Regions from separate parts of the Homo sapiens genome. Here region 2 is linked to region 1. The links are chromatin loops, found by intact Hi-C in ENCODE. Cell type or tissue: natural killer cell. All regions are shown on one strand. Each heading gives the region's core, and the rest is flanking DNA. Links, peaks and the distances in the headings are about the cores only.

Region 1 (15,470 bases), core at 4,447-12,446:
ATATGCAAATAAAATGAACCTGTAATGCAGCTCTAATTACAAACAACTTCTCTTTGCTTTTTTTTTGATATAACTCATGGCAATGGTTTTTAAAAAAAAGTTTTTAAAAAAGAAAAAATATTCCCATCTAGAAAAGCTTAATAAGCTGATATGTACTTCAAATTTATATGCTTAAATGTACACTTATCACAAAAAGGGATCAGTCTTTATACAGTATTATTTACCTGCTTTCTTCAATTAATAAGACATCAGAATTCTTATACGCCTTGCTCCAAGACGGAGACTTGCTCTGTGGCTCAGGCTGGAGTACAGTGGCATGATATCGGCTCACTGCAACCTACTCCACCTTCTGGGTTCAAGCAATTCTCCTGCCTCAGACTCCCAAGTAGCTGGGATTACAGATGCCCGCCACCAGGCCCGGCTAATTTTTGTATTTTTAGTAGAGCCGAGGTTTCACCACGTTGGCCGGGCTGGTCTCGGATTCCTGACCTCGCAATCTGCCTGCCTCAGCATCCCAAAGTGCTGGGATTACAGGCATGTAATTTAAATATAAAACCACACCCAGCCCATAAATATATTTCTATGATTCAGTTTAATGTTCACTTTATGTGTATGTCTGTGCATATATATATATAAACTTACCATGTAACATTTTCTAAAAACTAGCATTCCTAATTTGGACTAAAAATCCACTGTGTTGAATACAAAAGCATTATTTGTAGGAAAAGCTTACTTATTTGCTATCAGCAAAGCAGGTTTGCCAAGTTATAAAATTTAGCCATGCAATTTATCCAAAAGAAATGTTGTCTTTAGCTTGAAAAATTTTCTAATCAAATGTATTTCCCAAAGTAGTTGTTTGCTCCTGAAAGGAAATTATCACCATATTTTTACACTAAGTTCACATTTTCGAATATCTGATAACTTTCTTTGGGAGAGCTTAAGATTTCAAATTCAAGTCAACAATTATTTACTAGCTCTTTAGGGACACTGAGCTACATATATAAAACCCCAATGACAAAACTAGTATTTGGAAACATATAAAACGTATATATTTTAAATTTTTTATCTAATAGGGTAAGAGTAATAAGTGACTATTCTATTTACACACATACATTTATAGTCTTCTGAATATACACACATATTTAGGATCTTCTCTTTTTGTTGGGAAAAGAATCAGCCCTGAGCTTCTTTTAGATGGACTCTGTAAGTTCTGACTTTGACACCAGAAAAAATAAAAATAAAAACGTTGTTTCTAAGTTTTGAACAGGTGCTGCTGGCCTCTTACAGTAGAGCTGAGCTACTCAGCTCTAGTGCGGCTCTTTTAATTGACCTCTTCAGAAACCCTAATGGACATTATGGAAATTTACAGGACATTTTTCCTCGGCCATCTGAGAAAGAAGGAACTTCTCCCATGCAGAGAAAAATCTATATTACTTCAGATAGTGGTAGATTCAAAGCAGCAGAATTCCAAGCCAGTGGTTTTATCCACCAAAATAAACAGAACATGCACATTCCCAGGCTTATCATGGCCCATCTTTCTTTTGCAGATAAGGGCCGCATGCTTCTCACAGCTGTTTTTGATACCAACCACAGAACAGTTTCTTCCCCAGTCTTCTACTGGCCTTCCTGTCCATGTTTTGCCATTTAGCACACTCTGATTGAACTATTCCTGAACTTCTCTCCCAAATACAATTGACTTCCTTCCTCTAAATGGACCTGCCATGTATAACATTTCATTGGCTCCTCGGGCAAGGTCTGCCCATGGACAGACCCTGAGATGTAATAGCTCCAAGCAATTTACCAAAGTCCAATTTACTGGAAGAATTTCCAATGACCAATATACAGCGAAATCAGTGACCTGAAATTTTCAATGTTACTAAAACTTGTTTAACTATTTATAAAGTTTATAGCAACTCATAGAGGATAAACAATGAGACATAAGGCAGGTCTAGGGAACTGGGGAAGGAGGTCTTCCTGGGTCTTCGGATTCTTCCCTGCACCACAGCCCCCCTGAACTTCCTCAGCCCCACCCCATACCATCCCAGACCTCCACATGCCTCCCCTGCCTTCTCCTACTCTCAGTCCCTCCCCAACCTCTTCCCCTAACATCTTGTCTTTTTCTGTCCTTACACTTCCCCTTTGTAGATCTGCAGCTTAAATTATGACATATTCAGTCTCTTCCATCATTTATTGTTTTGGCTTGACACAAATTAAATATTGTTTAAAATGCTCTTTTGGCTTTGTCTTTATAACCCATCAACTAAGATGAGCCAGAGACCTTCAAAAGCTATTTTTAAAAGTCCCCATCCAATATTTTTATGAATATCAATAGCTATAACTTTATAAATAGAAGAAGAAAAACACTGTCAATATATTAACATGATGAATTCAGTAATTTCAGTGAATTGGTCATTTGGTTGAATAGATGATTGAACTAATTGGCTTTTGGCAAAGTGGTCATTAAAAACATATGCCTGGGCTGGGCATGGTGACTCATGCCTGTAATCCCAGCACTTTGGGAGGCCGAGGCAGGTGGATTGCTTGAGCTCAGAATTCAAGACAAGCCTGGGCAACATGGCAAAATCCAACCTCTACAAAAAATACAGAAATTAGCCAGTCATGGTGGTGCGCAGCTTTTGTCCCAGCTACTTGGGGGGCTAAAGTCGGGGGACTGCTTGAGCCTGGGAGGCAGAGGTTGCAGTGAGCCAAGATTGTACCACTGCACTCCAGCCTGGGCAACAGAGTGAGACCCTGTTTCAAAACAAACAAACAAACAAACACTCCCATATGCCTGCATCTCTATTCTTGGTCACCCCAATAAGGGTGTGAACTTCGGCTTAGAAACCTCATACATGGTTGTCCCTGTAACACCAAAAAACGAGGGCCCCATGTAAAGTTAGAAGAAGGCAATGACAACATAGAAAAAAGGGAGAGGAGAGGCAGCAGCTAGAATACTACAATAAAAAGAGACTAGAAAGGTTTAGAGGAGAAAAAAAAATAAGAAAGGAGTAAGCCAGAGAATCAATGAATACAGTTGCTTAGAATCTGTATAAAGGGTGAAATCTACAAGACCTATATGCATATTAGTAATCTGTGTTCCAGAAACCCATTATTACCAAAGCATACATGATTATTGATACTCTCGCATTCTCCTTATTAAAAATTACTAAAAATAATCCCCCACCCAAGCCACTATTTAAGCACAAATCTAAGTCTAAGAAAATAGACACCAGCCTTTATAGAAAAAAATAGAACAGGACCAAAATTCAAGAATAACATTAACATGGGAATGATCTCCTTTAATCCTACAAAAGGAGATAGACATGCTTTACACTGCTTCTTTAAGGATGAGGAATACTTTTCAGCCTTATAAAAGGAGATCCTGCCATTTGCAATGACATGAATAAACCTGGAGGACATTATGCTAAGTGAAATAAGCCAGGCATAGAAAAAACATGCCATGTGGTCTTTCATATGTGGCATCTAAAAAGAAATCAAATACACACAAACAAAAAGTAGAAGACTTTTTTCCAAGTGAAGGGGAGCAAAGAAATAGGGTGAAGTAGGTCAATGGCACTGAGGTGCAGTTATGTAAGATGAGTGAGTCTGGAGACCTACCATACGATGAGGACTCTAGTTAATGGAAGGGTATTGTATATTAAAAATGTATTAAGAGAATAGATTTTAAGTGCTCTTACCACACACAAATAAGTAACTATGTGATGATGGATATGTTAATTGGCTTCACTGTAGGAAGCATTTCACTATGTGATATGGTTTGGATGTGTGTCCCCATCCACACCTCATATTGAGGTGTAATCCCTAATGTTGGAGGTGGGGCCCGGTGGGAGGTCATCCGGTCATGGTGGTGGATTTCTCATGAATGGCTCTGCATCATCCCTGTTGGTACTGTCTTCATGACAGTGAGCGAATTCTCAAGAGATCCGATTGTTTAAAAGTGTGTGGCACCTCCCTGCTCTCTCTCTCTTGCTCCTGCTCTGACCATGTGACATGCTTGCTCCCTGGAAGCCATGATTCTAAGCTCCTCAGAAGCCAGCATCATGCTTCCTGTACAGCCTGTGGAACCATGCGTCAATGACGGCTCTTTATCTTTATAAATTATCCAGTCTCAGGTATTTATAGCAATGCAAGAACGGACTACTAATACACTATGTATATCAAAACATCATGTTGTGCCTTAAATACATGTAATAAAAAATTTTTTTTAAAGGATGAGGAAAGTTAGAAAGTTCAGAGCTGAGCCTTGAACCCAGATTGTTTTCACTCTAAAGGCTTCAGAACTACAGTAATTTTACAAAATAGCCCCCAAATTCTGTGGTACTTAATAAAAAAGTAGGGTATCTGTCCCCATTCCTCTTGAATTGGGTGACTGCTTCAACCACTGTGGTGCAGTGTTCCTTCCAAGGCTGCATCATAAAAGATGACGCAGCTTCTGCCTTGTGCTGGGACCCTTGTGCCTGGAGCCCTGAGCTTCCACATAAAAAGCTTAGTGACTCTGATGCTGCCATGTCATGAGGAAGACATGCTGCATGGGGAGGCCTCATGTGGAACCATCTTCATCTTCCAGACACCTGATTCCACACACACAATATGGGAATCAACAAACCTTCAAGTCTTCCAAAGATAGGACCCCAATAGCCAAGTCCTCCCAACCTTCAACTCTTCCCAGGTGAAGCCCCAGACAGCATGCAGCAAAAACAGGCCAACTCCATTGGGCTTTGTCCAAACTTACACTCCCAGAATTCACGAACACATGGTTGCTACTGAGATTCAAGGCAATTTGTTACATAGAGAGAGTCTCAAGAATAACACCCTTCACCATGACAGGCCACACTCCCTGCCTCAAACTCAGCAAGGAATGATGGTGTGATAGGACTAACTGTCACTGAAATCAAAACTCAGACATGAGTAAATCACGGACATGTGGGAATACACAACACACATCAACGTGCGCACAGGCAGAATATCTCTTACCAACTTTACAGACAATGAAACAAATACATTAAAAGAGTGACTTGAAACACAGCAAGTATCATCGTGGTATAGAAATAAACACTTGATAGGCCGGGCGCGGTGGCTCACACCTGGAATCCCAGCACTTTGGGAGGCCAAGGCGGGTGGATCACGAGGTCAGGAGATCAAGACCATCCTGGCTAACACAGTGAAACCCCGTCTCTACTAAAAATACAAAAAATTAGCCGGGCGTGGTGGCGGGCACCTGTAGTCCCAGCTACTCATGAGGCTGAGGCAGGAGAATGGTATGAACCCGGGAGGCAGAGCCTGCAGTGAGCCGAGATCACGCCACTGCACTCCAGCCTGGGTGACAGAGCAAAACTCCCATCTCAAAAAAAAAAAAAAGAAAAGAAATAAACACTTGATAAAAACCACCCCCTCAAGAGAAGCCCCAATCAAGCAAATAGAAGACATGCTACATTTAATTCAAGCCAATGATGTTTGGTTGGGTGTAAGGCAATTTTCTTACACGCAGCAGGAATAGAAAACATCCCAATTTTGCTCCAAGGTATTTCATAGGAATTGAGATGGGGTTCCACAGAAACAGATAAACTGACTCTATAAAGCAGCAAAGCATCAAGACATTCTGATCAATCCACAAGACTGCACAGAGTCCCAAAACAAAACCATACAACAAAAATCTTCAGAGGAAATGGTTCAGTTGTGGGAATACATTAAAGACTGTTGGGACAAACATGTCCGGTGATGATATGTACCAAGTGGCAAAGGAATAAACAGAAACCATTTTAAAACTCAGCTCTAATCACTTACTGCAGGACATCCACAAGCTACCAAAACTCAAAGAGTGAAGGAAAACCACTCCTGTGTTACAGAATGGGTGTCTGCATCTTTGAAAGGTTCACATTTGCTCTTGAACAACAATTTTTCTGATACACTGGCCCAGATGTGGCCAATGATCTCATGCCATCTGGTGTTCAGAGAAGGTACTCCAATGAGAAGCAAATCCCAAATGTTGCAAAATAAAAAGGACTGAATTTTCAATACAATAAAACTCTGGTGTGGAGCTGATGCCGAACAAGAGAACAACATCAATAGGAATCAAAGAGAAATTGTTGAAGCAGGCTCCAATATGTGCTGCAATTTAATGTATACTTAAAAAGTGACCGTCACATCATTACGAAAAGAAATATTTAGTCCTAGTTAGATAGATAGCCATTTGGTTCAAGTAAAACTCAGTTCCTACTCTGGGCCAGAAACTAAGTAAACTTGACAGAGATCAAAGAAATAAATGAAAAAATGTAAAACTAGATAGAAAAGAGAAGAAATGTAGGTGAATGTGTGTGTCTCTCAAGAAGCTTTCTAGATAAAAAATGACACTTTCCAGAAAAGAATCGTAAGATTAAAAATATTTTTGCAACAAAAACTTTATAAACACAATCTAAAGGCAAGTGACAAATTTAAAAAATGCATGTGAACATGCCCAGGAGACAGAATGAACAAGTGATGCATGGAACAGACTATGCAGAGAAGCAAATATCTCATTAACCAAACATATTTAAAGGTCCAAATTGATGAAAACAATTTAAAGAAAAAAACAAGACAACACTTTCCTTCTATCAAATTAACAAAGATATGGCTAGGCACGGTGGCTAATGCCTGTAATCCCAGCACTTTGGGAGGCCGAGGTTGGGGGGGGGTGGGGCGGGGATCACCTGAGGTCAAGAGTTCGAGACCAGCCTGGCCAACAGGGTGAAACGCCATCTCTACTAAAAACACAAAAATTAGCCAGGCGTGGTGGCCCATGCCTGTAATCCCAGCTACTCAGGAGGCTGAGGCAGGAGAATTGCTTGAACCCAGGAGGCAGAAGTTGTAGGAAGCTGAGATCATGCCACTGCACTCCAGCCTGGGTGACAGAGCGAGACTCAGTCTCAAAAAAAAAAAAAGTAACAATAATATTCCACATAACAAGGTAGGTGAGAAACAAAAAGTGGCCCACTTTCACACACCAGTAGGTCAACAAATAGGTCTTTCTCAAGAGTAAATTGGCAATTTTTTAATGAGAATCTTGAAATGCTCAGATCATATAACACAAAAAATGCAATCCACCTGAATAAATAACTCACTTGCAAATATATGAAAAAGTAACCTGTACACACAGATTTAGGTATAAGAACGTTTGTTGTGGCATTATTCCTAATGTTACAAATTTTGAACAAACTTAATTCAGAATGTTGACTGAACAAAGTATGGTGCCCTAAGCTTTTAATTTCTTCTCCAAAATAAAGTTTTTATAATACAGAGAAAAATGTGTAGAGAGAAAACACCAGGTAACCAAACATTTAAAAGCCAGATTCTCTTTCATTTTAGAAAGAAAAATAGATTTTAAAAATCGGGGCGGGCCAGCCACGGTGGCTCATGCCTGTAATCCCAGCACTTTGGGAGGCTGAGGCAGGCAGATCACAAGGTCAGGAGATCGAGACCATCCTGGCCAACATGGTGAAACCCCCATCACTACTAAAAATACAAAAATTAGCTGGGCATGGTGGCGCATGCCTGTAATCCCAGCTACTCGGGAGGCTGATGCAGGAGAATCACTTGAACCAGAGAGGCAGAGGTTGCAGTGAGCCGAGATCGCGCCACTGTACTCCAGCCTGGCAACAGACCAAGACTCCGTCTCAAAAAAAAAAAAAAAAAAAAAAAAAATCGGAGCGATGGAGTAGAGTAGGTTCAGAATTTCGGTAAGGCCTAGTGGTGTGCCTTCGTCAACACCAGTTTTACTCATGAAGGGGCATTTTCTAGGTCAAATTTATGATGGGGAAAATTAAACCTCAATCCACGACAGAGTCTTTATTCAAATAAGGTGCCTTTTAAAAGAGTCTCTCATTTCTCCTGTTTCACAGAAAATAAGACCTGACCTCAAGAAAACACCTTTCACAACCCTCACACCACCCAGGTTAGAGGTGGTGGTGGCGGCAGGGGGAGGAACTTTTATCTCAAAAGAAGTAAAAGAGCAAAAAGATACACAAAAAGTACAAAAATTGATGAGGAAACTGGGAAGATAAGCCCACGATAAAAAGGATGGGGAAATCACAAAGTCATTCCTGTTCCCACAGGCGAAATGCAAAAACAAAACCCAAACTAGAATAACTATACCAAGAATAACTATGACAATTCACACGGCAATAGTAACAGCTAATGTTTATTGCATATGACTGTTTCAGCTCCACCCACCTCACGGCCCCGCCCCACGACCACCACCAAGTCTCCACAAGCACACACACCAGGTTAATCCTACCGCAAGCCTAGCAGGCTCATGGCTAGACCGTGTCTGAGCTAGAATCCAAACTCCGGTGGTCCATGTCCAAAGCCCACGCATAACCCTCACCCACCATCCAGCACTCTTCAGCACGTCACATCATGACACAAAACAAAATGATGTCTGTAGGGCACAGCAGGGTTTATGGTGGCCCAAGCCTAACAGAGGTGCCCAGAGGGCTGCCAGAATGAATACTTCAGTACATCCCATTCAGAACACACCTGTTGGGAAGCTACACCGCTGCTCAGTATACAATACAGAGTTCTAGCAACATCATAAAAATTAGCCTGCTAAATAGCAAAAGAAAACCAGGACTTAAATCAGTCATTTTAACTTTTTGGTAACAATTTAGTAATTTATTAAACAACAATAATTGAATAATAATATAATAAACAATAAGATAACAATTATTTAATAATAGTAAAAATTATGCTATGTAACAGCGATTACATAGCATAATTCTCACAGTATCGAGAGATCTTTAAATTTTTTCTCTGAACTACTCCTTTTAAATATGAACTTGACTTATGTAGCACATTTTTTTCCATTATCTGCATATAAAGCTGCCATTGCTCTAGAAACGAACGTCAGATATCTACCTGTGCTGGAAATTGAGAAAGAGAGCAGTTTTCTGAATGAGTGTTCATTTATTTTCATCCACTAAAACTCGCATCAAAAAAGACCATCAAACCTCAACCTACAGCTGAAGTGATTTTCACGGCCCTAGTAATGTGACAGCGAACTTCCATTAACTTTTCTTTTCCTTTTGCAACGCTACAGAGTGGCCACAAGAGGGCACCAGCAACACAGTATTCCCTCAGCCCACAGTGGTAAACTACTACAGCGGCCTAACATTACAGCAAAGCACAGGGTTTTAAAGCGAGGGCTATTGTTTTCCACGTATTAGCGCTCTACGAGCCAACAGGGTATGAGCTGAGCATTTTGCACAGGACGAGAGACCTGCCCATATCGCAAGGCTGAAGTTCAAGCCAGGCCTGGAGCATAAGACCAGCTCTAAGACGCCAGAACACCTCCTCCTCGGCCACATTCCTTCCCATGGGAAATGGACCCAGGGTTCAGTTTCCTCCATGCATCAACCAAATCATGAAGCAGTTGGAATTAAAGGCGATTGCTCACATATTTCTTCTGCTTTACCAGTCTCAAAGTTTAAGACAGCCAAGAGCTACTCAGATCGAGAACTTAAAACAAGTGTAAGTCCTATTTGGTCGAAAACAATACATCTTGTATAACATCCCGGAAAATAATGGAAAGGAAATGGGGAATATAAGGAAATAAAAGGAAAACGTTAGGATGAAGAAAAGGAGAGTAGAAAGAGCAAAGAAAGATGAGAGAAATAGAAGAGGGGACAGGGAGGGTCAGATGAACACAACACACAGGCAATGGCTGAGACAGCAGACATGCAGGAAGATGGCGGCCATTCTTCCTATGCGGATTGCTAACGAAGGTGAGCTCAATGCCATGCCTGGACCATTGACAGCATCAGAGTAAGACTCGTTCTTAGAAAGACCACTACAGCAGCCAAAGTCATCCAACAATAAATAATAACAGTAATAATAACAGGGCTGCTTAGTTTACTCCTGAGCTCCCCAATACCAGACCTCCTATTGTCAAGGCTGAAGGCCCACATGCCAAAGATTCAAAGGAAATTCTTGAAGAACTGGAAAACCACCTGCAAGGAACAATCTTCTAAATGTGGCCACACTTCCAGAGCTACCTGATCCAAACTTCTCAGCCTCCCATGATAGTCTTCTGTGCCCATGATTATTCATGGGTATTAAGCATGCTTAAGACAGGGAGTTCTTAGTCTCCCACCAACTTCATTTTTCATTACCCATAGGTTTTTGTTTTTTTAAGTCTGCACACATACACACACTGAGAGGCCACAGCTAAAGACCCTGAGGTGTCCTGGTGGCAACTATACAACATTACCCCTTTCCCAACACCATTGCTAAACCTGCCCATTGTTCTGAAGCCAGACTTCCTTGTGAGTCTTTCTAAAGAACAATTAACAATGGTGTAGTTCAGCAATCTTCACCAAAACTCCCAGAAAAATCTCCAAATCCCACCTTGATAACCTGCTTAACATACCAGCTCTGTGTTTGAACCAGGGAAGGGAGTGATTTAGATAAAACCTCACAGCTCTTTATGCCAGTGAAGCCTATTTCCCAGCCTCTCGCTGACGGCATCACAGCAGAGACAGGGAACTCTGGTATCTGAGACCTTTTCTGCATGTGTTTCCTCGTGGGCAAAGTCACCAAAAACTTCCTATGCTCAATCACATACCCTCTAAGCACTTTCTAACATCCTTTCTTGGGGTTTGTGAGCTGTCTTTTCCTAAGGGAGACACCATATTCTTCCACTCCACTGCTGAGTTAAATAGCAAGAAAATGACTTTTTATTACCCAACATCTCCGGATTTTTCTGCATGATTTCATGTCGTATTTCCAAGATGCTTCCGCTGAAAGCATTAGCCTCAACTCTTGATGACTGCCTAATGAGATTATACCATCTTTGTTGTAGATGTTTTTAAAGCAGTTTTTCAAAGCAAGAATCCAAAAATCAGACCATGATATTCTAGGCAGAGGTCAACAAACTTTGGCCCATCAGTTAAATCCAGACCACTGCCTGTTTTTGTAAATAAATTTATATTGGAAAACAGCTATGTTCATTTGTTTATTGTCTATGGCTGCTTTCTCACTATGTCAAGAGTTAATTTTCACTTATAGCCCATAAAGCCATAAAAAGTCTACTAATCCATGTTCTAGACAGAAAGTAACAGACAGTAATGATTATGTAACAATCCGAAGAAAATGCAGAACTCCTTCCTTAGCAGAGAGTGATTCATCAAAATAGCTTTTCTCCCTAAAAAAAAAAAAATTCAAAAACAGGGGCTGTGCAATTGGAATTAAAGGCCCTAAAGCTGCTGCTCCTCCATGGTCAAGGTTGCAACACATTTGAATAACTCTGAAGGAGCCTCTGTCATAATAAAAAATATGTGATTAATTAGATCCGTGTTTTTTACTTAAAATTAAATACATGATTCCACATAGGAAAATAAAATACAGGTGACTCTTGAAAACATGCATTTGAACAACTGCAAGGGTTCACTTATACAGAATTTTTGTCCTCCTCTGCATCTCCTGAGACAGCAAGACCAAACCCTGGTCTTTCACCTCCTCCTCAGCCAATTGGATGTGAAGACAATGAGGGTGCAGGCTTTTATGATGATCCACTTTCACCTAACGAATAATAAATCTACTTTCTCTCTTTTATGATTTTCTTAACACTTCTTCTCTAGCTTACCTTATTATAAGAATACAGTATATAATACATATACAAAATATATGCCAACGGGCTGTTTATGTTATCAGTAAGGCTTCTGGTCAACAGTAGGCCACTAGTAGTTGTGTTTTGGGGAATTCAAAAGTTATATGTGGGTTTCTGACTGCATGAGGGGTTGGCACCCCTAACCTCCTGCATTGTTTATTGATTAGCTGTATTTTAAAAACCCTATGCTAAAGACAGATCATAGAGAGAGCACAGAGAAATTGGCAAACTGACACAAGTTAGGGACCAAGCATCTAATTCAATGACGGGGGAGCTGACATGGAACACAGCAATGAGTTCTGTACTGGGAGTCAAGAACATGGCCAACTTGCATTATGATTATTCATTAATTACTATAACAACATATCTATTGCCTATTTTCTAAATGTAGGCCACTATGGCATCTATACATCTTTATTAATAATAATAGTACATATTTATGGGGTACACGTAATATTTTGATACATGCATACAATGTGTAATGATCAAATCAGCCTAATTGAAATATGCATCACCTCAAACACATCATTTGTGTTGGGAATATTCCAAATCTTCTCTTCTATTTTGAAATATACAATAAATTATTATTAAGTATAGTCACCCTACTGAGCCATTGAACACTGTAACTTATTCTTTCTACTGTATTTTTGTACCCCTTAACCAACCCTTCTTCATTTTCCCCATTCCCACCCTTCCCAGCCTCTGGTAGTAAGCATTCTCCTCTCTGTCTCCACGGATCAACTTTCTAGCTCACACGTGAGTCAGAATATGGGATATTTGTCTTTTTGTGCCTGACTTATTTTACTTAACATTTTGTCCCCCAGCCTCATCCATATTGTTTTACTTTTTTCAGTCCTTACAATCACATTATGAGGCAAGGTACATCACACCCATTTTAGAGAGGTTATGTAAGTTGTACAAGGAGGTCACAAAGCCAAGTAGTAGACCAAATCCAAATCCTCTTCTTGTCCCACTGAGCCACCCAGTCTGCTCTGAATCTTGCCTCCCAACGTGACCCTCAATAAGTCATTCAATTTTTGTGCTTCCATTTCCTGAATTAAAGCTTCCATTAAATCAGCAGCTGGACCAGGTGACCTATATGAAAGTCATCTTCATCTCTGAAATCATATAAATCCTTTTTGCTGACTTTCATCACCAAGCCCCAGAAGAACACCAGTGTAGTGCCCATTTCACTGAGGAAACCCAAGACATGCTTGTTGAATAAGGGAGTAAGTGACTAAATACTGTTCATTCTGAAAAGGTACTTTCCCTTGTATAACAGGCCTCAATGCTCCTTAAGTCCAGCACTGAAGTTGGATTTCTTCAACGAAGAACTAAAATTTATTAAAAATATTCTGTGTATAAACCATCAGTTATAGCACAGGAGGGCATACAAAGATTAATAAACTAGGGCCAGGCGCAGTGGCTCACAGCTGTAATCCCAGCACTTTGGGAGGCCGAGGCGGGTGGATCACAAGGTCAGGAGATCGAGACCATCCTGGCTAACACGGTGAAACCCTGTCTCTACTAAAAATACAAAAATTAGCTGGGCGTGGTGGCGGGTGCCTGTAGTCCCAACTACTTGGGAGGCTGAGACAGGAGAATGGCGTGAACCCAGGAGGTGGAGCTTGCAGTGAGCCGAGTCTGTGCCACCGCACTCCAGCCTGGGCGACAGAGCGAGACTCCATCTCAAAAAAAAAAAAAAAAAAAGATTAATAAACTATTCTCCCTCCTAATACAGCACTAAGATTGTAATAGAGCAGATCAGTCATTTCCCCAATTAAGGATAAAGGTATATGTTTTATAAAGGTAAAATCTTATAAGATTGAGGTGAGACAGAGCTTATGCCTGTGAAAAACATAAAAGACTGCATAGGACAAATGCCATCTGAGTCTGTATTGAAAGATACTTCCTATTGCAACAATAAGCTATTGGTTTAGTATCTACAGAATTGGAGAACACGTTATAAAGACTAAATATTGTAAATGCATAGATAAGCCAAAAACATGTTATAGTTAGTACTTTAGCATATCACACAGTTTCTTAAACCTGTTTTAATTGGGTTAATACTAAATTAAATTATATTCCAATACAAATTAAGTAAAGCTGAGACCAATGACAGACAGCAAACAGGTAATGAGAAAAAGCCCCAGGAAAATACAATGTCTGGCTAACATAATCAAGAGTTGAAACTCTACCTCTAAGGAGAAGCATGGGTTTCTTCTCATGTGCCGACACCCACCTGTGACAGGGACTGCCTAGAGCAAAGGTTCTCCAAGTGTGGTTCCTGGGCCAGCAGCATCAGCCTTACCTGGGAACTTGTTAGAAACGCAAATTCCCAGGCCCCACCCCAGACACACTGAATCAGAGAGTCTGTGTGCGGGGCTCAGAGATGTGCATTTTCATTAGTTCCTAAGACTCTTCTGAGGCTCATTCAATTTTGAGAACTATTGGTCCAAAGGATTGTGTTAGATAAAACTTCTGAGTCTGGGTTGGGTTTTGTAGAAAATAATGCTGTATTGAAAAGTGACGCTGTACCTAGGCAAAGGAGGCAGGAGTGAGGGAGCACATGTATTAGTAATGAGGACCCCTTCTTGAACCCACAGTAGACACTCAAATGCCGTCTTGCCCTGAGCAGGCTCAAGATCATACCTTCATCTTAATACTTGTGATAATCAAACAGAAGTTGACATAGTCAGAGCATAGGAAGGCATCCCCAAGGTATAAAAATGAAATAAAAAATGTTGAAAGAGTGGGGTATTTTCTTAACAGATAACAATAAAGCATCCCCAAAATGAAAGAAAAAAAAAAAAACCAAGAACAATTACTACTGGTTTCAAAAGAAATGGGGACTGAAACAGCACAGTTTATGACCTAGACTCCTTATTAGGTATTTACATTTGGATTATATTAGGTTTGCACAAAATAAAAGCCAAATTCTCACATGATGTTTTGACTGTGATGAAACTCTGCAGAGAGAGATGACAATGGCTGGGGTTAGAGCAGACTTTGGTCTTGAAACAGCAAGATATGGAGCAAGTGCACATAAGCCCTATTGTATCATTTTCCGATGTGTGCAACGGCTTCATCATCTAATCAGTGTACTGACCATCTACTCGGAATCTGCTGTAACTGCATCAGTTTGATAGAGAAGTATAGTATTGCCTGACAGCAGTGAGGGAGAAAGAACTAGAAAAAAATGGAGAAAGCTAGAAAAGGAGTAGTTGGCCAACAGAAGAGGTCCAGGGCCTGTATATATCCCTAAACTTAAAAACTATTGGCCGGGCGTGGTGGCTCACACCTGTAATCCTAGCACTTTGGGAGGCCAAGGTGGGCAGATCACAAGGTCAGGAGTTTGAGACCAGCCTGGCGAAACTCCGTCTCTACTAAAAATACAAAAATTAGCTGGACATGGTGGTGCGTGCCTGTAATCCCAGCTATTTGGGAGGCTGAGGCAGGAGAATCGCTTGAACCCAGGAGGCGGAGGTTGCAGTGAGCTAAGATTGTGCCACTGCACTCCAGCCTGGGCGACAGAGCTAGACTCCGTCTCAAAAAAAAAAAAAAAAAAAAAAAAAAAAATTTTTTTTTTGAAGAAATTCCATAAATGTAAAACAGGACATGTAGCTTGAGAACATTTTCTTCCTAGTAATGTAAAATACACACTCTCTAGAACACTCTTCTACTCGCCAGAGAAATGGTTACAAAATGAATTTGATAATCATTTTTGACAAAAGTAACCACTGGACACTGTGCCGGATCAGGGTAAGAATCAGGATATCTGTGGGAGGCACCCCTACACTGGTTTATGATT
Region 2 (15,470 bases), core at 3,745-11,744, 330 kb after region 1:
TGAGTGGAATCCAGACAACAATTTAACAGCAGAAAATGGTAGGGTGTAGTTGGGAAACTTAGTGGTGGGACTGTAAGAATGGAACCTAAAATCATAATTGATTTTACCTTCAGATTGGACAGCAGATAGTCCACTTAATAAAGCAAATGTCAGACTTTCTATGTGCTTGATGACAACAATGTAATAAAAGTCAGTGAATGTGGCTGAGCATGTTGGCTCATGCCTGTAATCCTAGCACTTTGGGAGGCTGAGGCAGGTGGATCACTTGAGCCCAGAAGTTCGAAACCAGCCTGGCCAACATGGTGAAACCCTGTGTCTACTAAAAATACAAAAAAATTAGCCAGGTGTGGTGGTGGGTGCCTGTAATCCCAGCTACTTGGGAGGCTGAGGCAGGAGAATTGCTTGAATCCAGGAGGTGGTGGTTGCAGTAAGCTGAGATTGCGCTACTGCACTCCAGCCTTGGCGACAAGAGAGATTCTGCCTCAAAAATTTGAAAAAAAAAAAAAAAAAGGCTTATACCCTAAGAAATTTATGTGTGCAGTATTTGTGATATATCAGTTTGCAAATGTGATATGTGATGGAGATAACAAGAGGGAGTGTCCCTCTTTCTACCCCATGCACTCACTCACCTTCACCTTTTTGGGAATAAACTGAAAACACAAAGCATTGTTACTCATATGTAAACCATGTAGGGAGTATCTCTGAGGTTCTGGACCAGCACACACTCTTCAGGATTAGAGTCCAGAACTCTGAAGATGAAGGCACTATGCCCCAGAGCATAAGAATGTTGAGTCACGGCATTTCTTACAGGGGATTTAGCTACTATCAGCCTGAATGCCTCTCCAAGGTGACTCCAGAAATCCAAGGTTCTAGCGCACAGGCCCTGTCTTCCTCAGGAATGCTATTCAAATAAATCCCCCGCCCTCCTCTCAGGCCAAGTTCTGTCTTGTTGCGAACCAAGGAGGAGCAAACAGCCCAGCTGCCTTCCACTCTGAGCAAACTGTGTTTCAGTGAAAACAGCAATTACACAAGAGTTAAAGATGAGGGAACTTCTTGGCCGGGCGCAGTGGCTCACGCCTGTAATATCAACACTTTGGGAGGCCAAGGCTGGTGGATCACTTCAGGTCAGGCGTTTGAGATCAGCCTGGCCAACGTGGTGAAACCCCATCTCTACTAAAAGTACAAAAATTAGCTGGGTGTGATGGTGTGCACCTGTAATCCCAACTACTCAGGAGGCTGAGGAAGGAGAACTGTTTGAACCCGGGAGGTGGAGGTTGCAGTGAGCCGAGATCGTGCTACTACACTCCAGCCTGGACAATGGAGTGAAACTTGGTCTCAAAAGAAAAAAAAAAAAGAATGGGGAAACTTCTTATAAGACTGATTCAGGAAGCGGTCTGGGTCAAATGATAACCACAGTTAGTCTCCCTCTCACACACATGAAAGTCTGCAGAAACATAGAAACAACATCCCCTTGTTTAAACTAACTCCAAATAAGGTGATCCAAATCTGGTACCCAAACTCATCGTGCAGGTGTAATAAACAGCACTTCCAGATCAGAATGAGCCTTAAAGTATCATCTGTCCTCTATGATGGCACGATGTACCTTCTATGTCCATTTCTGGAGCCTTGCTGTTGATAGCTATCAACAACAATGTTTGGAGCAGTCTGAAGAACTTTAGAAAGGCAACCAAAAGGCTATTTGGGAATAGCTTTTGAATACAAACTCTATCCATCTATCAATCTATGCCCCCATCTCATAGAGCTAATCTGATTGAAGTCTTTTTACTAGGGAGCCAGGCAGACATGATTTTTTACAAGCTGAATCGCCTGGGGTTTAAAGGTGCCTGCAAGAAGTTTGTTTGTGAACAACTGGGTCTGTATGCAGCATTGTGTGAAGGGGAGGGGGCAGCAGAAGGAGAATGGAGAATGCTGCATGGTCTATGCTTTCTGTTCAAATATGCAGCACCTGGGACATGCAACAATCATTCAACAATAAGTGTATTTATTTTGTGTGTACTTTATGTCAGGCACTATTCTAGGCACCTGAGATGTATTGAAGAACTGTTTCTGAAGAGCTTATGCTCTAGTGACATGATATTTCATATAAAAATTACATATGCATATATTTATATATATAAATCTAGAACATATATAATGAGAATATATAACTACTATATATACTATAGCATACAACTATTATATTCTATATACTACATATAGAATATTATATACTATATATACTACTATATTCTATATAGAGAACATTATATACTATATATACTACTATATTCTATATAGAGAACATTATATACTATATATACTACTATATTCTATATATAGAATACTATATACTATACATACACAACTATATTCTATATATTATATAGGATATATAATTATATATAATATATAATGAGAATATATTAGATATATATTATAGATCTATATATAGTATACATATACAATATATATTCTCATATATATATTTAATATATAATACATTATATTATATAAATATATACATTATATCATATATAGAGTGTATGTTAATAATATAATATATGCTAATATATTATATATTAGTATATATAGTATATAGTATTCTATATATAGAAAATAGTAGTATATATAGCATATAATATTCTATATATAGAATATAGTAGTATATATAGTATATAATATTCTATATATAGTATATAGAATATAGTAGGTATATGTTATAGTATATATAGTAGTCATATATTCTCATTATATATGTTCTAGGTTTGTATATACAAATATATACATATATATTTTTATATATCAAATACCATGTCACTAGAGCATAAGCTCCTTAGAAACAGTTCTTCAACACATTCAGGTACCTAGAATGGTGCCTGGCATAGATTACGTTAGATTAAGTTTCATATAATTATATGAAATTATATAATTCATATAATCATATGAAATTATATAATTCATATAATCATATGAAATTATATAATTCATATAATCATATGAAATTATATAAATTTATATAATCATATATAATGGTATATATAATATAATAATATATTGTATATTATATAATAATATAATATATTATAATATATTATATTATCAATATTGTATATCATATATACAACTATATATAATGAGAATATATTATATGTACTATATATAGAACTATAACATGTAACTACTATATTCTCATTACATTATATATAATTATATATGATGTATGATATATTATTATATATTCTATATAGTATATAGAATATAGTAGTATAGTACATAGTATTCTCTATATAGAATATAGTAGTATATATAGTATATGTATTCTATATATATACTATATATAATATATAATGAGAATATAGTAGTTAATTATACCATTTTAAGCCACTACATATATACCTTTATATATATACCTATGTACCTATATATATACCTATATAACTATATATATACCTATATATATATACTACTATATATACCTATATATATCTCTAGCTGGGGAAAAATGACTTCATCAGTTCACCAGAGGACACATTGGTTGGTTCTCCAACATTTGTTCCTCCTTTTCCCTACAGACAAATGGTTTGCGTGGGCTGAGTAGACATCATGAATTGTCTAATCCAATTATGGTAATGCCATCCTCCCTGACAGTGATTAGTTCAGGAAATAAAGCCTAGGGCAACCACTGGTCACAAGGCAGTCCAGTCAATGAAATGCTCAGGAACATCGCTGGGAGCTGCGGAACATCCATAGTCTCTCTTTTTTCATAGATAGTGTGTTGCATGGTTGAAGTAGAAACTCAGAGGTGGGAAAAGTTGAAAGATACACAGAGAAGTACAGCTGGAGCCCTGATTTAAAAAAATAAAATAAAATGTACCTGAAACTTACTCCCTCTGTAGACTTTTTAATTGCATAAGTAAATAAATTCCCTTTAATGTTTCAGCTAGTTTAAACTACTTTCATTCTCTTGCAACCTGAACCATCTTAACTGACACTCAGCAAGATGTGGCATTAGGGTTTGGAAAAGTATGTCAGTAACTCAGTATTGTAAGGAAGTGGAAATATGTGCCTGGCCATGTCATCTGTGCATATTTCTCCTCCCAGGACCATTCTATTCCTGGCCATCTCTGTCACTTCAGTGGAGAAGCCATGAGCAACGTTCTCAACGTCCAACATTCCTCTCTTATGGTTAGTCCTTGCCCCAACACGACATAGTTCTGAGACATATTGTCCAAATAATCATTCAGTTTCCCTTAGGAGAAGGAGGGAAAAAATAGGAGGGAAATCAGTGAGGAAGACTCACCAGATGTATTTTTTTTTTTTTTTTGGCAACTAACAGAAACATCTGAGCAGTTCAAATCCCCCCCTTTTCTGTTAGAGAACACTTGCTGCTGATGTATATTAGTTGTATTTTGTTGACATGTGTTTTTAATAATAATGATGATGATGAGAAAACCCCCAAAAGTTGATAGCAAACAGAAAAATGCTAGTACTGACAAGGATTTGTTATTTCCCTAAAGCCAGGGAGTGCATTTTTGGGATGACCTGGGGTCAGTCTCCATCATCAAAATCTCACTGTTCTGAGCATTTCTCTGCTGAGTACATTTCCTTTAGTGAACTGAGAATTATTTACTTTAAAAAACCCCTCTAAACCTTTACTCTGAATTGCAACCACAAAGGTAGAGATGCTCTTGTTTTTGTCTGGGGCATTTCCCCCCACTATCTGCTATATCTTATTAAATCGTTCAGTGTCTGTGTCCATATTGCATTATTTTTTTCACAGACGAAACATTTTGTCAGCTGTCAGAGACCGTGAAAAAGTGACCATGTTAAGACATCTGGCTTGATTACTGGGGACACTGAAGCTGAGGCCTTCCAGAAGAGCAGACTCAGAACAAAGTCTTGTTCTTAACATTGTCTCAGAAGAGGCAGTCTTTAACACCTCATCTCCAAACATCGTACCATGTTTACCTCTGGCACACGCCAGCCCCCCATTGTAACCGATTGCTCCAACTTGGCTCACTCGCTCAGCTCGGAAACTCAGGGCTCAGCCAGCTCTCCTATTCAGCCCAGCACTGGGGCCAGCCTGGCTCTAACTGGAAGCCACCTTCAGTTTGCATTCTGACCTGCAGCTCTCACCTTCATAAGCCAGACTTTCAGAGTGTTCCAATAACTTGGATTAACTTAAATATTTACAAACTTTGGGGGGTTTTGTGTACTTTATGTATGTTCATTGTAGAAAATGTCCATTAAGGAAAAAATCCCCCATATGCTACATTCCAAAGATAACTACTACTAATATTTTATGTATGCATTTTCAGATTTCTTTGCAAATATTTTTTCAACCTCATACACAAATATATATCCATCTATATCTATATATCTATATGGATATGGATAAATACATTTTTAAATATTCTAATGTGGATGCATATGCCAACATAATATATAAATAATTATACTATGCATATAGTTTTATAAGGTACTTTTTATTTTCCACAAAGAAATTGTATTTTATTTTCAGTAAATACACATGTACTTTATCATTGTTAATGAGATGAGGTATTCAATTATATTAATATCTCATGTCTTACCTGTAATAAATGGACATTTTATATGATGACCCAGTTTTTTATTATTAAATAAATTGGTGCTTCAATTTTAACCAAGTTATGTCACTGTCATCTAGGATACATTCTTAGAAGAGCATTTCCAATGTAATAGGATTTAGATACTTTCTAAAGTTTTTGCTACATATCTGTATTTTGCTCCAGAAAAGTGGTACAAATTTATGCTTCTAGCAGTAGTGCATGAATCAGCTTAAGCTTTGACTGTATTTAAATGTTATCTCCAGGGTCGATGATTAGAGGGATCATGAAGATGGCTTTCATGTTACCAGTCAGTTACTATTCAACCAGGTCAACAGTGGTCAGTACCATTGTTGATGTTACAAAGGTTGTGAAATCCTTAACGACATGACATAATTTAGTACCAAGTGACAACTGACTTAAAGAAAATCAGATATAAGATTCATAATATATTTGCAGAGCAAAAAGCACCCTAGCAAAAACCAAAACTAGGTATTTCATGTAATTTTAATCACAGATGCAGCATTCATATGTGATGCACTAAGATAGGGCCCCAAACAAGTAATCTTTGCCTAAATTTTCTCTTTGGTTCTAGGCCTATATTTCTTTCTTAGTGCAAGATATCTATCTATCTATCTATCTATCTATCTATCTATCTATCTATCTATCATCTATCTATTGTCTTCCTCTATATAGTTATGTAATCCCATACCTCCAGAGTCCAATTTCCAACTCTTTTCCCAACTTTCCGATTTCTGTTATGAACGCTGTCAATTCTCCTGTTTCCCAGGCTCAACATGTCTGAACTGTCTTTAGCACATCAAAATCATTGCATTTCTCTGTAATATCCCAAAATCTGGGCTTCATATCTTTCTCTCAACATTTCTGGTCTCCTTGCTACCTGGGTTTTCCCGTTTCTCATTCACTTGTTATTTTATGACTAATTTTTAAATTTTCCTGAGTTGTGACTCGGACTCAGCTACTCGCCACATCAAATGCTCTAAACGACTCCTGACTGCTTTCTGAAATAAACCCAAATATCGTATCTGGGTATCCCAGGCCTGAATGCTTTCATCCCATTTAGCTGTCGCATGATGTCCCTCTCAGTTCTCCCCTTCACGCATTCTCCCATCTAGCTGAACTGGAGTATTGCTGTGCTCTGAACATGTTCCACGCAGTTTTCATTTTAAAATTCGCCCTGATTATTCCTTCTCCAGGATGCTTCTGCTCATCTACTAGTCCCATGTCTTTACTATCTACTCCACCTTTAATATTTCTTCAGAGTTTTAATTCAAAAGAGACAAGAAGCCTTCCTCCAGTGCATTTCCACTACATATTATTTAGTCTTTGGACATGATAGGCATTTGTTTCCTTGTATCATCCCTGTGGTTAGTCAGTTCAGCCGCTTGTGAGCAAGGGCTATGACTTGTTTCTCCATAAATCTCCTGCAGTTACCGGGTGCCTCGAGTAGAACAGTTGCTCTAAAATAGCTGTTGGGTGCCATGAAGATAGGAAAGGCTAGAAGGGGAATTCGGTAGGCTAGTGAGTGTTAAAAACATGCTTTAATACTTGAAAAGATGTAAAAATGACTTTCATGCTCAGTGGAAACTCAAGTCATGTTAGATACTCCAAGTTACATGATACATTTTATACTTTTAGAAATCTCAGAATCTAGGAAGTGACAATGGGTTTTTCACAGATAAGTTAACTCTATGAGGGCTACTTTTTATTCCAAGTGGCTGTTTTTTAAGGGCCAGTACCGTCATAAGGCTTTGCTTGATCATCCTGTACAGTGATGAGGCTGTTTGGAAATTACACTCCTCCCCTTCCAGTAACTAGCGTTCCTCACCTTATGTGAATTCTTGGTTTTTCTAAGAGAGAGAAAAAAAATCCCTTTAAATTTCATTGATACTCCTTTCTTTATTTCTCAAGCTCCTATTTCTTGGAAACCTATAACACCTTCACAACTGGCATGCTCCAAGTTGAATGGGTCTGTGAGGAAAAGTAACTTCCACTATTGATAAGGTTGCTGCCCCAATCCCCAGACCCCAAAAGGATAAGGAAGACAAGACACCTGAAAGATTTATGACATTGTTTTTGGTTTTCATATTTTTACACTAATTTTGAAGAAGCATAAAAACTAGCATTTTACTGGTAACTCAATTTCTACCAATGAGTGGAGTTGGATTTAAGGTAGTGAATTGAATAAGAATTTTGGGTAATAAATTCATCGATTTTGTGCCTATACAATTATTTTAATACTGATACTAAGTCAAGATATTCAACTGCTCAAAAACCTTCCGTGGGTCCCCGCTGTCCCTAACATTTAGCCCACGCATGACCTGCTAGCCCCTTTTATAGTCAAGCTATACCTTGACTTGAAAAGTATACCTTTACATTCTTACTTCTAAATAAAATAATGTAGGCATGTGATGCCAGGCTATAACATTTAGTTTAATCCAGGAAGCAGTTGGAACCATTTACCACATTTAACATGGGGAGTAGCTGAGTCAGATCCATGCCCTAGGGATAAAGGAGTAGAGTAGTAAACAGGAGCCCTCCATGAGAGGGAGATGGGCACATTCACAGCATCACTCCTTGCATCCTTTAAAGGTTCCACTAGTCCGGATGCTGATTCTGGTACTCTAAACCCTATTCAATGCCCGTATTTATGCATGAAACATTCCCAGGTTATTTCACCTTAAAGGGACAAATAATTTCCTTTTTAGGCATTCTATAGCACAAATCGTCTGAGAGATCGTAGAAGCATTCAATTTGTGATTGCTTTGCTATATATCGTCTTACATGATCATTTAATGGGTTTTTAATGTATATTATTTGTTTCTTTGATTAGATTATAAATTCCTTGAGACCTGTGATTATATTGTACACATCTTTAGAACCAAGGGACAAGTTTACATAATGTATTTACTGTAGATATGCTATCAACATTTGGCAAATATTGTTAATGCATAATGAAGTTTACTTTGGGAAACGTGATTGCTCTGTTACCTCTGGCTCCCTCTAGTGATGCCCAAAATATGACATCTAGCTGCACATTTCTGTTTCATCCCATTTGTTGGAATTTTATGACTATCAGATGTGATGCAGAGAACAAATTCAGCTACAAGCAAAACAAAAATTATAATTATGATATATAACAATATTATATATTAAATGATTATGTGAGACAGTGATCATGTAAGACCATGATATATAGCAAAGCGATAGCAAATTGAACACTTCTATGATTGCACAGAAAATTTGTGCTATAGAATATCTGAAAAGGGAATAATTTGTCCCTTTAAGGTGAAAGGGACAATAAATTATTGTTGTGTTATATTTTGCTTGATTAATAATATCATAATTATTACAGCCAAAGCGCATCAATCTCCTATTTTATGCCAAGGGCTGCTGAAGACAATGATACGTATTTTCTCACCTAAACTGCATGAGAATCATGTGAGATAGCTATTATTGTCTTCCAGCATTTACAGGTGAGGAGACCAAGACACAGCAATGTCTAGGGACTTGCCTAAGGACACACAGTGGGATTTCCCTCATTCTAGTGTGGACAGATTGGAGCATGTGAATGGATACCTTGAAACTCTGGAATAATTAGGCTGCTGGTTGGTGTGCTTTACCCCTAAATCTTACTCAAGAATGGATGGTTCTGACAAACACATGTGCACAGCAGGCAGTACTTAGTTTATTTTGAAAAGAACTGAACAACCGCATATGGCAATGGAAATAAAGGAAGCTTGTTCAAATGGCCAGTCTACGCTCAAATTTCTAAATGAGGTAACTATTTCAGAATAAGCCTTATTTTGTATTGTTTTGCCTATGAATTGACCTAATTAAAAATTAAATAATTTGCATGGTAATAACACATGTACCTTCTCATCTGTTAGTATCACAACTCAAATGGAATTAAAATTTAAAATGTCATATAAAGTGGGAAAATAGTAACTCATGTTAACATTCGTATTGATCTCTTATTGTATGAGAGAGAGAATCATATCACTAAATAAAGAACAAAGTGCATAAACTCAAAAGAAAAGTCTCTTTCACATTCTATGTTACCTACTTGCAGGGAGGTAAATAATGTAGGTAGGTCTTACCTGAATGATGGTAGATTATCAATACAAATCTATATTTCCATACAAATATACATTTTTCAATACAAATCTATATTTCAACACAAATATATATTTTTAAGTATAAATTATACATTCTTCCTTGCTAGACAGCACTAATATTTTTTGAAAAACAAAACAAAAAAAATCTCTCTGTCTCTCTTTTCCTGAGCATACATTATTATTAACAAGAGGCATCTGGTTCCCATTAATATTGAGAGAAGAAATCTATCTTAGGAATTATGGTTTAAGTTGAATTGTAGGGCAGGAGAATTAGCCATCCGTCCTGCTTCACATGCATTTGTAGTCATGCTAATCACCAGCAGGAATCAAGTCAGTCTCTCTCTCAAAATGAATTAAATAATGTAAAATCTCTTTCACTGTATTTAGGGCAAGTGAGCCATATGTGCATGTGAGATCGAGAGCATGAATGTGTGTGGTGTGTGTGTGTGTGTGTGTGTGTGTGTGTGTCTGTGTGTGTATGAGGAGACGGGGAAAGGAGGAGAGCAAGAGAGGAAAGTCCTTGGAAATAAGCCATCATGTTGCTGTTCATAGCAAATACTCCATCTACTACAAGAAAAACATCAGGTCTTACAACTTCTCCATGGGTTTATGAGTACTACTTTTAGGGATTATCCAGGTACTTGGAAAGGTAGTCAAAAAATAAATGATTTCTCATTAAAAAAAAAAATAAAATGGAATTTGCAGAGCCAAATGAGAAGTCTCCAGGAGTAAACAATGGCCTGTAGCAGCCAAAAGATGTAATGTGAGTGAAAAGCAGGGTTGCTTAGTGCCCGGAACCCTTAAGTCTAAGCAGATAGAATTAGATTTGCAGCCTCTGCCTGCCAATCATTTGCTCTGTGACCCTGGAAAAGTTGCTCAGCTTTTCTGAGCCTCCTTTTCTTCACCTGTGAGTGAAATGATTGGTATTTATGTCACGGGACCATGGTAAGGACTAAACTAAATGAGACCTTCTCTTTGAAATTCTTTTAAGGCCCACAGTGTGGTTGAAGCTCCCAATAATACTTGGATCCTCTTTTGGTTTCTTTCATCTTACCTGGGGAAGGCCGGTTGCCAGTCTGTCACCTGCTTGAAATATCTGCACATAGCCACGCTAGTCTCACATAATGGCAGATCCTGATTACCTTAGATGAAGTAAGATAAACAGATCAGAAGCTTCGGTTCTGCCTGGACTAATTAAATAATGGCTTGTTCATCTACACTTTGGCCCCCAGCCAGATGGGAGTCAAATATGCCAACCTTGACTTTGCCCATGAAGATGCATGGTTCCCTTCTTTGCCAAAGGAAAAAAAATCAAGTTTGAGAGACAGTTCCTATTTCTTAAAAAGTATTTGGGTGTGCATACATACCTTCTTTTGCTTTTCTTTCCTCCCTTCCTTTTCTCTCTCTCAACCCTTTCTCCCATTAAAAAGGGGTTTGAGTGTAGAAAAATGTCAACTGAGTTTCTCATTTTAATAAAATAAGCACCTAACTTAAGTGGGGGAAAAAAGCATTTTATGAAAATATGTCTCTCTTGCTTATGAAGTTGAAATCTTGAAGTAGTTTGTCATGGCTAAAATTTGGCACAAAGCACTGAATATCCTTTGAATGATTATATTAAGATAGAGGTCAAAAGAAGAAGAAAATTGTTCCACAGAAGGCCATTAGATATTCCCATAGGAAAAGTACTATAATGGTCCCATAACTATACACTGTTGAAACCACTGGCTCACAAAATGCAGAGTAATGAAATGAGGCTTGTTTTATACTCTTGCTTCATTAGATTTCAGGTTCAGAAGTGAAGGGTTAGAATATGTGGCCAGATGGGCTAGGAAAGCAGTTTGAAGAATAAAAGAGGCATCAAGGAGAGGTCAGATGTTCCAGAGTAAGAAACTTCTCATAAAGCAAATGGAAATGTAAATTAAGCCATGGCAATATGTCACAGGGGCATAATAAACCTTGACATTTCCACAATGTGTGAGAACTGTTATACCCTGTGCTCTGCAGATCATATTTGTGTGATATTCTCTTGGATGAGGGCCATTGACAAGTGTTATCTTTAGAAATTGTCTTCAGTAGTCCAGGAATGGAAAGCAAAGACTCAGATCAAGTTGTGGGGGAAAGAAAAGTTATCATCACTGACTGAATGCCAACTGCCTGCCAAGTACTACGCTAAGTGCTTTCCATTTTTCTCAGTCCTCAACAAAAGTTTTATTCTTTCGAGATTGTTACCACCTTCTTGCAGATGAGATAACATAGTACTGATACTACTAAATAATACGTCCCAGTCAACATGGCTGATGAGTGACAGCACTGAAATTTTACCCGAACCTTGATGAGTTTAGTAATGTTTATTTCTTCTCATTACAGCAAGTCTGCCATAAAGAAAAGAAGTAATTTATTTACCTGGAATCTGAGATGACTTTTCTAATCCAGCACTCCCAAAATGTGCTAAAAGGGACACTAGCCTTGGGATTATTTCCCAAAAAAATCATTGCTGTTTAATGTGTGTGTCCTTATATATTCTTCGGTGTCTTTTCAAAGATTCAAATGCATATTAGCTTACTTAAATTTCTGACAACCCCTATGCTAAAAGAAATAAAGCTGTTTAGCTTCATTTAACTGAACTTCAAAATTTTCTTTTGACCACAACACCTTTAAATCTCTGACTGAATCAGTGTTCATCCCAATATTCTTTGAGAAATGCCATTCCAAAAACCAACACGACATTCCTAATCTTCCTCTTGTCTGGTCGTTTCCATTGGCAATGGATTAACAAACATGCAGGATTGAAAACTCACGGCCAGTAGGAGAAGGACCTCTTTCAATAAAAAAGAAGAAGTCAGGATACATGGAGCAGACCAGTGTAGAACATATTTAGTTTTGGGTTTTGATAAACAGAGTTCAAATCTAACCACTGGATAGGCAAACTTGGACAAGATTTAATCTCTCTAAACTCTGGTTTCCTCATCTGTATGATGAGAATCACAAATCCTACTTAATAAGATAGTTATAAGGAGAAGATAAAATAATAATTCCTATAAAATTTTCTGTAAACCATGAAGAGCTAAGTGACATTATTTAAACCTTGCTATTTCTTTAAGTAGTCTCATTATTTCTTCATGTGTCTTGTCTTTTATTATTGTAAAATCAATTGCAAGACATAAACATGAATGTTCTGAGACCTCAGGATTACACCTGCTGTGTGAGTAGTTAGGAGAGGAAGTAAAGTCAGCAACAACTTTCCATGGACTTTTACTGTGAAATTATAATTATAGTAAGACTGCCTTAATGTGATATGTAGTATTTGTCTAAAACCAAGACTTACCATGATATCTAAGGCCAAAACAGTGGGCTCTAGGAAATCTCACTTAAACATGTCACAATATTCTTATTACTCCTATTAATTGATTTTCTTCAGAAAATTCTAGACAGCACATAACTTAAATCATATAAAATTGTTTTCATAGGTCAAGAGTGGGTGAATAAAGGACATGAATAGACATTTCTCAAAAGAAGGTAGACAAATGGCCAACAAACATACGGAAAAATGCTCAGCATCACTAGTCATCAGGGAAATGGAAATTAAAAGCACAATGTGATACCACCTTACTCCTACAAGAATGGCCATTAATAAAAAGTCAAAAAAATAGGTGTTGGCGGATATGAGGAAAAGGGAATGCTTATACACTGCTAGTAGGAATCTTAATTAGAACAATCACTATGGAAAACAGAGTGGAGATTCCTTAAAGGGCTGAATATAGATCTACCATTCGATCCAGCAATTCCACTACTGGGTATCTACCCCAAGGAAAAGAAGTCATTGTATGAAAAATACACTTGCACTTGTATGTTTATAGCAGCACAATTAACAATTGCAGAGATGTAGAACCAATCTTAATGCCCATCAACTATTTAGCAGATAAAGAAAATGTGGGATGGGTGCGGTGGCTCACGCCTGTAATCCCAGCACTTTGGGAGGCTGAGGCGGGCAGATCACGAGGTCAGGAGATCGAGACCATCCTGGCTAGCACGGTGAAATCCTGTCTCTACTAAAAATACAAAAAATTAGCCGGGTGCAGTGGCCAGCACCTGTAGTCCCAGCTACTCGGGAGAATGGCGTGAATCCGGGAGGCGGAGCTTGCAGTGAGCTGAGATCGTGCCACTGCACTCCAGCCTAGGTGACACAGGAAGACTCCCTCTCAAAAAAAGAAAAGGAAAAAAAAAGAAAATGTTATATATATATATTTTTTTCTTTTACATTCCATAGTATGTGGAATACTACTCAGCCATTAAAAGGAACAACATAATGTCTTTTACAGCAACTTGGATGGAGCTGGAAGTCATTATTCCAAGTGCAGTAACACAGGACTGGAAAATCAAAAACTGTATGTTCTCCCTTATAAGTGGGAGCTAAGCTATGAGAAAGCAGAGCATACAGAGTGATGTAATGGACTTTAGAGACTAAGAAGGGGGAGGAGTGTGGGGGAGCAGGGATAAAAAACCTACACATTACGTACAAGGTACACTACTCAGGTGATGGGTGCACTAAAACCTCAGAATTCATAACTACATAATTCATCCATGTAACAAAAAACCACTTGTACCCCAAAAGCTACTCGAGAGGCGGAGGTTGCAGTGAGCCGAGATCGCGCCACTGCACTCCAGCCTGGGCGACAGAGCGAGATTACATCTCAAAAAAAAATTTTTTTTGAAAAAAAGAGTGGGCCAGGCATAGTGGCTCACACCTAGAATCCCAAAGTGCCTAGAATCCCAGCACTTTGGGAGGCCAAGGTGGGTGGATCACAAGGTCAGGAGTTTGAGACCAGCCTGGACAACATGGTAAAACCCCATCTCTACCAAAAAATATACAAAAAAAAAATTAGCAGGGCATGGTGGCACATGCCAGTAATCCCAGTTATTTGGGAGGCTGAGGCAGGAGAATCATTTGAACTTGGGAAGCAGAGGTTGCAGTGAGCCGAGATCATGCCATTGCACTCCAGCCTGGGTGATAGAGCAAGACTTTGTCTCAAAAAAGAAAAAAAGAGTGGGTGAATATTAGCGATTTCCTATAGCTCCACCTAAAATATATCTGAATATCTACAAGAAATAATTCTAAATGCCCTTAAGCTGCACACTTGTGGAGTAAGCAAAGAATTCTTTAGGAAAAGAGTACAATTTTAGTGTCATATTAAAAACTTACATAATTTTTTTTCTTCATACAATTTTGATAAGTTATGTGAGGCCATTTAGTGAACTGGACCTTTATGGGGAAAATTGCATGAGTTCCTCACAAAAAGGTGGAACCAGCTCGAGTCTCTGCTAAGATGTAAGGTTGACAAGGACACATGGTTTTTCTATTCACTGCCCTGCTCTGTTGTCTAGAATTGATCCTGCTCAACCAACTTACAGGTGGTTGGTAAATATTAGGTTGGTGCAAACGTAATTGTGGTTTTGCCATTGAAAGTAATGGCAAAATCCACAATTACGTTTGCACCAACCTTACACTTGCTAATGAAGTTAGCAAGTGAATGGATCGTCACCATATGAGTGTGTATATTATAGGCATTTGCCTGTAGGAAGTTCAAACTTCCTCACGTATTTGATATTGCCCATACCAATTCTTGTGATTCAAAATGCCATGTCCCACTTTACCTACTACTAGCCATGTAATTGAAAGAAAGCTGTTTCTGTGTATGACTCCCATGTTTCAAGTGGAAATAAAAGCATAAAATGAAACCATTTTCTA

What was found. A loop is a pair of places that touch in the nucleus more often than their neighbours do. Peaks named below come from ENCODE experiments on the same cell type or tissue, not always from the same donor. Only the 100,000 strongest peaks of a DNase experiment are listed, where the experiment ranks them.
Region 2: it touches region 1 in a loop (5-fold over the local background); 12 of 110 quality-filtered maps call a loop at or near these places.

What each region holds. Positions count from the first base shown.
Region 1 is chr15:94,318,041-94,333,510 of GRCh38, reverse strand. All of the region lies in intron 4 of MCTP2 (multiple C2 and transmembrane domain containing 2), which reads right to left. Among named protein-coding and RNA genes, the nearest start is that of MCTP2, 94 kb to the right of the region's middle. In natural killer cell, for the core only: CTCF peaks have their summits at 5,816, 6,018, 8,904 and 9,105 (motif pointing right); DNase peaks (open chromatin) are centred at 5,950, 8,250 and 9,100; H3K27ac peaks cover 1,493 bases.
Region 2 is chr15:93,990,391-94,005,860 of GRCh38, reverse strand. LINC01581 (long intergenic non-protein coding RNA 1581) reads left to right here. Exons shown (of 9, transcript NR_120320.1): 3 at 4,102-4,185. Among named protein-coding and RNA genes, the nearest start is that of LINC01580, 97 kb to the right of the region's middle. In natural killer cell, for the core only: CTCF peaks have their summits at 8,404 and 8,608 (motif pointing left); no DNase peak of the experiment used is centred there.